Linked DNA regions of Homo sapiens: region 2 is linked to region 1. The links are chromatin contacts, found by Hi-C in ENCODE. All regions are on one chromosome and are shown on one strand. The core of a region is the stretch at or near the end of the contact, and the rest is flanking DNA. Distances in the headings are between cores, read along the strand shown. Region 1 holds the start of CCZ1 (CCZ1 vacuolar protein trafficking and biogenesis associated). Region 2 holds the start of ZNF12 (zinc finger protein 12).

Region 1 (4,676 bases), core at 1-2,500:
AGGCAATTTCGATAGTCAGTAAGTCACATCTGAAGTAGCACCAGGTAATTTTTATGAAAACTCAAGTCTCTAGGTTTCTTTCCTAGTGCTAATTTGTAATACACCAATGCTTGTAAGAAATAAAGGTGTGCCCATCTGCAGACACATAGCTCCCTGAAAATTAAATCCAGTCAGTTCCCAGCCATTTGAACTGACAAGTTGCTTTTTTTTCTTTTTCTGGAGATGGGGTCTGTGCTGCCCAGGCTGTAGTGCAGTGGCGCTATTACAGCTCACCTGCAGCCTCAATCACTTGGGCTCAAGCGATCCTCTGGCCTCAGCCTCCTGAGTAACTGGAAATACAGGTGCGTGCCACCACGCCCGGCTCACTTTTCAATTTTTTTTTTTTTTGTAGAGTTGGGGGTCTTGCTATGTTGCCCAGGCTGGTCTGGAACCCCTGGCCTCAAGCAATCCTCCCATCTCGGCCTCCTAAAGTGCTGGGATTACAGGCGTGAGTCACAGCGCCCAGCCTGGACAGTCTTTAACAGAAGTCTGACTTGCTGGAAACAAAACACAGCTCCGGACATCCTTTGAGAAAGTCGCCGTCCCCACCTCAGAAAAACCACACACACACACACACACACACACACACACACACACACACACACACACCCCCCTCCCGAAATTAATTTATTTCCTCATTTGGGCGAAAACTATTACAGGGACCTCCAGGCTTGCATCATTTGAAGGCTAGCGTCTGCCACCCTGGTTCCACGCTTCTAGTTGGGGACTACCCACTTAACAAAGCCAAGTTCAATTTTAATTTCCCAGAACTGACGCAAAGCAAAGCGCAAAGAGCCTCAACCTGGGGTGTGGAGTGATATAGACCCGACGGGGCTTTATTCCATCGACCTAGGACCTGAAGCGGTCCCTGCCTGCTGTCAGGTCCCCGCCGCAGCCCCCTGCCCGGACTCGCACCTGGCACAATGCAGGCTAGGTCAGTGCCCCTCGAGGTGGGCAGAACCACAGGGCCACCTTCCCGGGGAACACCGGCGCCGCCCGCCCGCGCGCCGCCCCCTCCGCATACCTGTCCTTCGCGCGGCCCGAAGCGCGGGTTGTAGATGAAGAAACTCAGCAGCGCCGGCGGGAACTGCTTCTCCTGGGCCGCCCAGGGCCCGCTCCCGGCCCCGGCCGCCGCTGCAGCCATCCCGCCCCGGCCCCCACCTCGGGAGCCTCCCACGGCCCGCCCAGAGACAGCAGCCACCGGCTAAAACACCGCACTTCCGCCTCCGTCGCCACCGCCCCGGAAGCGCTCGCCGCAGGCCCGGAAAAAGAATCCGCCTCGCAGCGTCCTCTTCAGGCACCCCCGGGTGGCTGTTTCCTGGCCGAGTTTGTGTTTTCCTGGCTCGCGGAGTTTTCTCCTGGCTACAGGCGAGGGCTGCGCGTTTCAGGAAAAACCGAGCGGGCACTGTTTTTTTTTTGTTGTTGTTTTTTCTGATAGGGTCTCAGTTTGTCATCCAGGCTGGAGTGTAGTGGCGCGATCTCAGCTCACTGCAGCCTCAACGTCCGAGACTCAAGCAATCCCCCTGCCTCAGCCTCCCAAGTAGCTAGGATTACAGGCGCGCGCCACCAAGGCCAGTTTTATTTTTTTGTAGAGGTGGGGTCTGTGTTGCCCAGGCTGCTCTCGAACTCCTGGCCTCAAATGGTCTCCCACTTCGGCCTCCCAAAGTGCTCCGATTACAGGCGTGAGACACCACCGCCCAGCCTGTTGTTGTTTTGGTGGTATTGTTTTAAATTTAATTTAGAGACAAGATCTCGCTTTGTCACCCAGGTTGCAGTGCAGTGGTGCCATCATAGCTCACTGCAGCCTCAACTCCTGGGCTCAAGGGATCTTCCCACCTCAGCCTGAGGAGTAGCTGAGACCACAGGCATGCACTACCATGCCCAGATAATTAAAAAATAGATAGATAGATAGTAGAGACAGGGTCTCACTTTGTTGCCCCGGCTGCTCTCTAACTCTTGGCATCAGGGGATCCTCCTGCCTCTGCTACTGGATGGAAGGTCTTGACCGTGGATTGCCCAGGTTCTTGGCTTGTTGAACACAGAACTGAACAAAATGCAATGCACAAAGTAACAAAAGAACAAAGCAACGAAAAGAAACAAAAGAAAAAACTGAAGTAAGGAAGAAACAGATTTATTGAAGCGAAAGTACAACTCACAGAGCAGGAGCAAGCTAGAGCAAACAGCTCAAGAGCCCCCATTAGGATTTTTATTAAGCTGGAAGAATTAGGTAACGCCCCTAGGTGCCCGTTAGAGGTCTCCGATTGGTTACACCCTCTGAAGGATTGGCCTGTGACCAATCAGAGGCTGAAGTGGAGACGCGCACCCGCCCCCCCCCCCCCCCCCGTCAATCAGAGGCTGTCACCCTCCCCCCCGCCCCCCCCCCCGTCGTCCATCAATCAGCCTCTGATTGAGGGAATGAACACGTGGCCTCTATGCTGCCTAATCTTGCCTAGAACTGGCTGCACCTGCTGTTCTTTTGTTTATGCCTTAACCCTTGGTTACCCTCATTCCCTATTCTGCCTCACCTGCCCTCCCAAAGTGCTGGGATTACAGATGTGAGCCACCCACACCAGGTCCATTGTTTTGTTTTTAGTTTATTTAAAAAGTATTTTATTCTAAAACAGCACTTTGCTCTGTTGCCCAGGCTGGATTGCAGTGGCCAGATCAGACGTCACTGCAGCCTGGAACTCCTGGGCTCAAGTGATCCTCCCACCTCAGCCTCCCGAATAGCTGGGACCACAGGTGCATGCCACCATGGCTGGCTAATTTTTAAATTTTTCGTAGAGCTGGGGTCTCACTATGTTAACCCAGGCTGGTCTCGAACTCCTGGACTCAAGTGATCCACTGGCCTTGGGCTCTCCAAGTGCTGGGATTGTAGGCATAAGCCCCTGTGCCATGGCAGTTTTTTTTGTAGAAGGAAATGTAGAGACACAAAGGAAGCCTCATTTAGAAATAAACAAGGCTAGCCACGGTGGCTCATAGCTGTAATCCCAGCACTTTGGGAGGCCAAGGTGGGTGGATCACTTGAGGCCCGGAGTTCCAGACCAGCCCCGTCTCTACTAAAATACAAAAAACTAGCCAGGCGTGGTGGCACATGCCTGTGGTTCCAGCTACTTGGGAGGCTTGAGGCAGAAGAATTACTTGAACCCAGTAGGTGGAGGTTGCAGTGAGCCAAGATTGCACCACTACACTCCAGCCTGGGCAACAGATCCAGACCCTGTCTCAACAAAAAAAAAAAAAAAAGAAAGAAAGAAAGAAGAAAAGAAAGAAAAGAAACACACTTAAGGGCAGATGTGCATTCCGTTTGGCCCATTAACATCATCTACAGAGTCCTTGTTTGAGAGACCTCAAGTGACCACTGGATCACCCACACCTACAAAGTTTGCCCCTTTCCCCCATTCCTTCAGCGCAGGTCTGGAGGCAGATGGGGCACCGTGTGTGCCACGGGAGCAATATCAGAGGTGGCAGACTCCCCAGAGTGGCTGTTCCTGGACCTTGCTGCCTGGGATTCCCTTGCCTTTGAGGTGTGTGGGTTGTGGCATAGTTGGGATGGCTTGTTACAGTTATGTGGATTCAAGCCTTGGCAGCATATGGTTTGACCAAGCTCAAGAAGACTTTGGTTTAGATTGCCTTATCTGTCACATATTAAGTTTGGAAGCAGAACCACTTCCCTTATCCAGCCTGGCAGAATAGACCACTTTTAGGGAAGTGATGAGTTGGAATTTGGACTGGAGACAGATCTGGGTACATATCCACTTTTGCCACTCACCGACTGCACCAATCTCCTTGCACCAAAGAAGAGATGGAGACTCTCTTGTCTGTATCTCTTATTTGGAAAATGGCTAATAGTAAATTCCTGCCAAGTGAGAGTTTCACTTGAAGAGTTAAATGGGACTATGAATGTGCATCAGGTGCCAGCACCTCATCATTATTTCATAAACGATTGCTACTGCTCCTTGCTATTGACTTTCCCAATTAGCTTGCTCTAGTGCATGAAATTATTCCATGAGAAATACATGTTTTGGCTGGGTGTGGTGGCTCATGCCTGTAATCCCAGCACTTTGGGAGGCCGAGGCTGGCAGATCACTTGAGGTCAGGAGTTTGAGGCCCAACATGGTGAAACATCGTCTCTACTAAAAAATAAAAATAAATAGCCATGCGTGGTGGCAGGTGCCTGTAGTCCCAGCTACTCGGGAGACCGAGGCAGGAGAATTGCTTGAACCTGGGAGGCGGAGGTTGCAGTGAGCTGAGATTGCGCCACTGCACTCCAGCAGCGGGATGGAGTGAGACTCTGCCTCAAAAAATAAATAAATAAATAAATAAATAAATAAATAAATAAAAATAAAGCACAAGGTGCTATACAAGTGAGTGAGATTAATATTTTATAGTATGAGTCACAGTTTCTCCCAGGATACCTCTGTGTCCTTGTACATGTTTGCCTCTCCCTTCCTCCCACATAGAATTCATTGCAGGAGGCATCGAAAGAGGGAGATGACAAAAAACAAAATTAAACATGCAGAGATCAAAGAAAAGAACATGCTTTTATGGTTTCAAAGTTAAGGATGCAAGAACGCTTAGAGCTCAATGCATCTGCCTCTCCAAACACAGTCCTTGGGTGTGGACGGGTACGAGGCAGG
Region 2 (7,890 bases), core at 3,648-6,147, 810 kb before region 1:
GGGAAGACTGGCAAACGGACATCAACGTGATGCCTATGGCTCCTGGAGGATTTAGATACCTCCTGGTGCTCACTGATATCTTCACCAGTTACATGGGGGCTTTTCCATGCCAGACTGAAAATGCAGGAGATCACTGATCAACCTTCAACTATTCACTAGCAGAACACTGAGGGGACTGTGCAGTCACCAATACCTCCTACTGCACTTGGATAAACACCTCCCGGGAAATAGAGATGAATAGAAAGGAAATAGTCAAACTAGCAGAATGGCTGCATTCCTTCAACCAGAAGGGTCCATTAGTCTGTTTTCATACTGCTATAAAGAACTACCTGAAACTGGTTAATTTATGAAGAAAAGAGGTTTAATTGACTCACAGTTCTGCAGGCCGTACAGGAAGCATGGCTGGGGAGGCCTCAGGAAACGGACAGTCATGGCAGAAGGCGAAGTGGAAGCAGGCACGTCTGGCTATGGTGGAGCGGGAGAGACAGAGAGAATGAAGCGGGAGGTGATGCACGCTTTTCAACAACCAGATCCCACGAGGGCTCACTCACTACCAAGAGAACAGCACGGGGGAAGATGGTCCCCATGAGCCAATCACCTCCCACCAGCTCCCTCCCTCAACACTGGGAATTACAATTTGACATGAGATTTGGGTGGTGACACAGAGCCAAACTGTATCAAGGGTAGTTGAACCACCGAGATTTATTTATTTGTTTATTTATTTAGAGACAGAGTCTCGCTCTGTCACCCAGGCTGGAGGCTCACTGCAACCTCCGCCTCCCGGGTTCAAGCAATTCTCCTGCCTCAGCCTCCCGATTAGCTGGGACTACAGCACATGCCACCATGCCTGGCTAATTTTTGTATTTTTAGTAGAGATGGGACTTCACCATGTTGGCCAGGCTGGTCTCCAACTCCTGAGCTCAGGTGACCCGCCTGCCTCGGCCTCCCTTTTGCTAAGATTACAGGCATGAGCCACAGTGCCTGGCCAACCACTGAGATTTAGAAAGCAGTCGAGTCCACTATACCGCACCTCACCTGGTTTCTTCCTCTGTTGGGGCCCCTCGTGGCCACTGTTCTCCTGGTACTTTTCAGTCCTGTTTATTTAAATTGATGGTGAGCTGTTTGTCCTCCCGGCTCCAACACTTCCACCTTCAGCTTGTATTACCACAACAATACCAGCCCTTCAAGCAATTCTGGGTGACCCCAAAACTCATTTGAACTCAGCAGCCCAAGAGTTTCATTCCTCTAACTTTAGGGGACTCAGTGCCTCTGGTCAGCATGAAGTAGATACAGAAGCATGACCTCCATCCCTAATCCCTCAAGAATGAGGAGTGGAAGGTGTCGGCAGGAGGGTGGGGACACGGTTTGTAAATCTGGAACTGCATCAGACTAAATCTAGTTCAAGTTTTTTTTTTTTTTTGACGGAGTTTTGCTCTTGTCACCCAGGTTGCAGTTTAATGGCGCGATCTCGGTTCACTGGAACCTCCGCCTCCTGGGTTCAAGAGATTCTCCTGCCTCAGCGCATCACCACCCCTGGATAATTTTTGTATTTTTAGTAGAGGCGGGGTTTCACCATATTGGCCAGGCTGGGCTGGAACTCCTGACCTCGTGATCTGCCTGCCTCAGCTTCCCAAAGTGCTGGGATTACAGGTGTGAGCCACCACACTCCACGTCCATTTCAACTTTTATGTAATGTAGTTGGCAGTTGTTTTTCAACTGCCATGGATCCGTGGGTTGAAGGTCATATACTCTGAGCATGCCCAGATTAACCAAGCATGCAACCACGAAGTGGAACCTAAGTGCTCGGACTGAGGAGCTGGGACCCATTTAAGAACCGGACACCCTGTGGCAGGAGCCAGGAACCAATGAGATTGAGTTTTGGTGTCACTCCATGGCAGGATCCAGTCAGATCACACCTCCCAGCATTAATTACTTCATCTCAAGATCCAATCAAATCACATCTCCTTACCCTATGCGTACAAAACCTGACATAGCCCCCAGCTGGGAAAGGGAGATTTGAGCATTTCCTCCTGTGTCCTTGCTAGTTGACTTACAAAAAGGCTTTATTTCTCAAAAGCTGGAGCCATGGTATTGGCCTCTGTACACACTGGGCAGCGAGTGCATTGACTGCTCGGTAACATATATGTGGACTACATGCGGACTCGCATTTCCAAAACATTTGATTTGGTTTCAGTAAAAAATACCTTTCTAGCACATTAAAGCAACAGAAGTTCAATTTCTCTTTTTTTCTAAGAATTTGGGCAAATTCAATTTATATAAGTACATACACACCTCTACAAGCCAATCAGAACAGCAAACCTTTAAAGACTCTATATTGTGGCTCATGCCTGTAATCCCAGCACTTTGGGAGGCTGAGGTGATCAGATCGCTTGAGCCCAGAAGTTCGAGACCATCCTGGGCAACATGGCAAAACCCCATCTCTATAGAGAATACGAAAATTAGTTGGGTATGGTGGTACACACCTGCAGTCCCAGCTAATTGGGAGGCTGAGGTGGGAGGAACACCTGAGCCCAGGTAGGTTGAAGCTGCAGTGATCCGTGATCGCACACACTGCACTTCAGCCTGGACGACAGAGTGAGACCCTGTCTCAAAAACAAACAAACAAACTCTATATCTACTATAATACCATTCAGAGGTGGAAAAACATTAGACACTCACACAATCAGAGGTAAAGACCTTTCTAAATTACAGACACACAGACATACAAAGAAATAGAGCTTACAGCTTCAATTCTAAAATTTCAGACATGGGTCAAGAGTAAACACAAAAATGCAAAAACTCACCCTTCCAGATATGAAAGAGCTCTTCTCCTCCCAGTGGGCATGAAATTCTTAATTGATTTCAGCTCAAAATAGACAGAGAAATAGAATAACAAATCAGACTCTGATGTCTCTCACCCAACAGAGATTAGGTCTTTGCAAACATTAATCTCATTACAGAGATCACCATGTGATCAGACCATAAAACCAAATTCCTAGCCCAGCGCGGTGCTTCACGCCTGTAATCCCACCACTTTGGGAAGCTGAGGCGAGTCTACCACCTGAGGTCAGGAGTTCGAGACCAGTCTGGCCAACATGGAAAAACCCCGTCTCTACTAAAAATACAAAAATTAGTCGGGCATGGTGGCATGCACCTATAGTCCCAGCTACTCAGGAGGTTGAGGCAGGAGAATCACTTGAACTTGGGAGGCAGAAGTTGCAGTGAGCCGAGATCGTACCCCTGCACTCCAGCCTGGGCGGCAGAGTGAGACTTTGCCTTGAAACAACAAAAACAAACAAAGTCCCAATCAGTGATGCTAGCAATGTAAACAAATGCAAACCAAAGTAAAACACAGGATTGGTAAATGGGGAAATTACTGAAAAATGAGAAGCCAGCAAATTTCTACTGGCACTTTGGACTCATTCCTGGGAGCCAAGAAAAGATTCACCTGGGCTTCAACAGTTCATGAGGCACTCCAGTCCTGAGGTTTTCCTGGCTCAGTCATGTGATTCCATCAGGGACTTCTGCAAAGACCTGGAAAACCTTAAAACATAAAAGTAAAATCATGACTCTGATACAGATATAAAAATGAGCACATGCTAAAGATTTTATTTAATTCAAGAGGAAACAGGCAGATATTATAACTGGTTCAAAAGAGAATCTGAGGGCTGGACATGGTGGCTCATGCCTGTAATCCCAGCACTTTGGGAGGCTGAGGCGGGTGGATCACTTGAGGTCAGGAGTTTAAGACCAGCCTGGCCAACATGGTGAAACCCCCATCTCTACTAAAAATTCAAAAATTAGTCGGGCTTGGTGGTGTGCACCTGTAATCCCAGTTACTTGGGAGGCTGAGGCAGGAGAATTCCTTGAACCAGTGAGCCAAGATCTCGCCACTGAACTCCAGCATGCACAGCAGAGTGAGACCCTGTCTCAAAATTAAAAAAAAAAAGAGAGAGAGAGAGAGAATCTGAGAAACAGACATATTTTCAGATCAGGAATATTGAAATGATTATGTAAATGGAGAAATGCAGTCAAAACTGCATTTTCTCTAGTGGGGATTGTGGGAAGTCAACCAACTTCCACCAGACAGAACATAACTTGCATCGATTACCTACAGTTTTCAAAGAGGTGTAAAATACCTCAAAGATAAGGAACAGGGTTGGAATCAAGTAACATGGCTTTCTAAATGTGCTTCGTTTTCCATTAAGACGCAAATTTCTTCTTCTGCTTGCCTCATCCTCTTCAGGAAGTAGAGTTCTGGCTAATTTTTTTCTTCTTTCAATTCTGTACATATTCTCTGAGTTTTCTAGCTATCACTAATTCAAAGTGATTTGGAAAAGCTGGAATTCTTTTTCTCCTTGTTGGGGCGAGGATGGTATCCTGTCCCAGGCTAATCCTCTATTATTTCATCCATGGGCTCTATTTACTGAAGTTTTCGTTAAATGTGTCATTGTGATCATAAGCTAGCATGATGCACCCTCTTGTTCCATTTGTCACGGTTGCACATGGACATTGATTTTAAGCCTTGAGCTCTCCGGTAAGGCAGGACTGGCCCAGGCATGGTCTACGAGATGCTACAGGAAGCAGAGACTTTCTAGACGTTCCCTTAAAGATAGTCAAGACATCCCCATGAAGACGTTCCCTTAAACTAAGGAGAAATTTGAGTCTGGGGTTCGGCGTTGCCAATTCTCTTAGCATAGAGCCTCTTAACCGCTAGACCAGATAGAGACATTTCAAATGGCTCCTAAATTTGGGGAGCGCGTAGGCTCATGGGAAATAGAGTCACGGTATTTGTCCTGGGACCGGCGGCGGGTCCCGGGAGGCGGACTTCCGGTGCATTCCTGCGCATGTGCACCCCTCTCTGTGTGCGTGTTCGCGCATGCGCGCCGCGGCCGCAGTGCCCTCGCTTCCTGTGCGTCCCCAGGTCACCGCTCGCCCTAGTTCCCAGGCTTTGGCCTCCGGTGGGCGAGAATCGCGGAGCCTGCGGGGCTGGGCGCCGAAGAGCCGGGCCGGCACCCAAGCGGGCGCGGGGCTGTGCGGGCCAGGCGGAGGCTCAAGCGGGGATCCCCGAGCACGACCCCCGGAGCCGACGGCGCTGGGGCCCAAGGGGCCGGCCGGGCGGTGACGACGGCGGAGGCGAAGGGGCGGCGGGACCCGGGCCCGGCCCGTGTGCGTCCTCGACGGCCCGGCCCCGGCTCCGCAGGACGGTGAGCCCCAGGGAGACGGATCTGGGCTCCGGGAGGGACGCCCCGCCTGGATTTGTCCCGTAGGCCCGGCCCGGGCCCCTCTGGAGCAGAACGGCCTTGGTGAGGTGGACAGGAAGGGACCTCGCGAGCAGACGCGCGCCCGCGACAGCAATCCCGCCCCGGCCTGTCGGGAGCGGTGGGGCAGAGGCTGCGGAGCCCCAGGAGGGTAAGTCGTGGGTTTGCGGGCCCGGGGCGAGAAGGGCCTGGGTGAAGTCACCGCGTGTAGGGCACCTTAGAGTGAGGGACAGTGGAAGGTCTCGATCGCTTGCAGGAGTGACGTGTGTTTGGGTTTGAAGGCAGGGTCCGGCGAGGACGAGGCTTACGGGGGCGTGGGGGGTGTCACCAGCCTCAGCTGCGGACGTTGTCTCCACTCCCCCCTCACCCCAGCAGCCCTTCCTCCTCTCTCTGCTCCAGATTGCTACCGTATCTAAACGTCCGTCAGCACCTCTGTTCTCTCATTTAAGTGCTGATTCCCCCTTAGGTCTGCTCTTGTGGAATCATACGTTGTAGTGCAGGAACAGCCTGCAGGAACTATCTCTTGCTGCCTCATTTGCTAGGGGAAGGGCCTTAGCAGGTGGGTGACTTGTCCGAGGTTTTGTGGGTGGAGTTGCTCATAGTAGAACTCTGGAGTTTTATCTCCCAGGCCAGTGTTCTGTCCCCCGTATCCTAGTTAAGTGAGCGTAAGTTCTTCAATAAAAGATCCTTTTGAGTAGCACACTGAAGTTTCTGCAAATAAAGACTCAATTATGCCGACTGTATTCCTTTATTTAGGGCATCCTGTGGATTTTCTGATCTTTATTTAAAAGAGTAAGAAAATAGATGAGTATTACAGAATTCATTTTTTGTTGTTTGTTTTTTGTTTGTTTGTTTGTTTGTTTTTGAGACAAGTTTCGCTTTGTTGCCCAGGCTGGAGTGCAATGGTGCCATCCCAGCTCACTGCAACCTCCGCCTCCCGGGTTCAAGCGATTCTCCTGCCTCAGCCTCCCGAGTAGCTGGGGTTACAGGCGCCCGCCACCACGCCCAGCTAATTTTTGTATTTTTACTAGACATGGGGTTTCACCATGTTGGCCAGGCTGGTCACCAGAATTCCTTTTTAAATCTTGCATTTAATGATGGCAGATTATTTCAGTAGGATCCAGTATTCATTCACCATGAGAATCTCATCCACTCAGTCACAAGGTAGCCATGTGTGAGTTTCAAATGTGCAGATCGGTCCCCCTCCTGATCATTTTCCAATCCCTTCTGAAGGCTTAAAGGGACAGTCTCCCACAAGATGTACTTCTTGGAACTTTCTGTGTAGGTTTTGGGCGGGAGATGACCGCCTTGGCAGGCCAGACCGCTCATAACGCCATGGCTTGGGTTTTCCTTCCCCAGATCTGCCTCCGCTTTCACAGTCCTCCAGATTTTTCCAAGAGCAGCAGAAAATGAATAAATCCCTGGTGAGTGTTTCTGTTCATGTATTTATTCTCTACTCTGATTTACAATACACCTTAGGAGGAGATTAAGGGTTCAAAGTTTAAAATGGGAAAGTAGAAATAGATACAAGATTTGGTCAGACAGAACAGTAGCCATCAGCACCAAGCCTTTTTATCATATTCATATGCGCAGATAGCGTGATCCTTAAAGAGTTCTTGAAGTCAGAGTACAAGCGTCTTATGTTCTTGGCATTTATCACAAAAAATGATAAATACCATCCATTCCTTGACTTACATTGACCGTAAGCAGAATCACTTTTGTTTTTGCATGAATTTTAAAGATTCCTCTGAGATCATTATCAACAGCTTTCCTAAATAATAACCCTTGAACCATTGCAATTCTTGCCTTTCTTTTTTTTTTTTTTTTTTTTTTTTTTTTTTTGAGACCAAGTATTGCGCTCTGTCACCAGGCTGGAGTGCAGTGGCGCTATCTCAGCTCAGTGCAACCTCCACCTCCCAGGTTCAAGTGATTCTCCTGCCTCAGCCTCTGGAGTAGCTGGGATTACAGGCATCTGCCACCACACCCGGCCTTTTTTTTTTTTTTTTTTTTTTTTAAAGTAGAGACAGGGTTTCACCATGTTGGCCAGGCTGCTCTCGAACTCCTGAGCTCAGGTGATCCACCCGCCTCGGCCTCCCAAAGTGCTGAGCTTACAGGCATGAGCCACTGCGCCCAGCCCATAATATTTCTAGTAACTAAAACATTGTTGTCTCAAAGGTAGATTCTTTTTACTGCTCTATCCGTTGCAGAAATGGCCTTCTCACCCTTAAATTAGTCTCCCTAAATATTTTCTTTTCTTTTTTTTTTTTAAAGATGGAGTCTCACTCTGTTGCCCAGGCTGGAGTGCAGTGGCGCTATCCCTGATTCAAGCGATTCTCCTGCCTTAGCCTCCCGAGTAGCTGCGATTACAGGCACCTGCCACCACACCCAGCTCATTTTTGTATTTTTTTAGTAGAGACGGGGTTTCAGAAGCACTTGGGCCAAGCTGGTCTCGAACTCCTGACCTCAAGTGCCAAGTGATTTGCCCACCTTGACCTCCCAAAGTGCTGGGATTATAGGTGTGAGCCACCATGCCAAGCCGCCTCCCTAAATATTTCTCTTAGTTTATCTGGGTTGCACAGCAGAAAGGACCATAATAAATCTCTGGCATAGATGCCCATTTTATCCCATA

Evidence for each region. Hi-C counts contacts between places; a loop is a spot of excess contacts on that map. Pooled maps may share reads with other maps.
Region 2: a loop to region 1 is called in a pooled map, with 14 times the contacts of the local background. The contact joins the promoter of ZNF12 here to the promoter of CCZ1 in region 1. A Hi-C loop is called at or near these places in 5 of 50 pooled maps.

Annotation. Positions count from the first base shown.
Region 1 is chr7:5,895,307-5,899,982 of GRCh38, reverse strand. It overlaps CCZ1 (CCZ1 vacuolar protein trafficking and biogenesis associated), which reads right to left and starts at 1,250. Exons shown (of 15, transcript NM_015622.6): 1 at 1,064-1,250. The coding sequence starts at 1,183. RefSeq lists an enhancer at 2,033-2,112.
Region 2 is chr7:6,703,954-6,711,843 of GRCh38, reverse strand. ZNF12 (zinc finger protein 12) reads left to right here and starts at 4,897. Exons shown (of 5, transcript NM_016265.4): 1 at 4,897-5,412; 2 at 6,621-6,685. The coding sequence starts at 6,671. RefSeq lists an enhancer at 4,729-5,228 and a silencer at 4,922-5,281.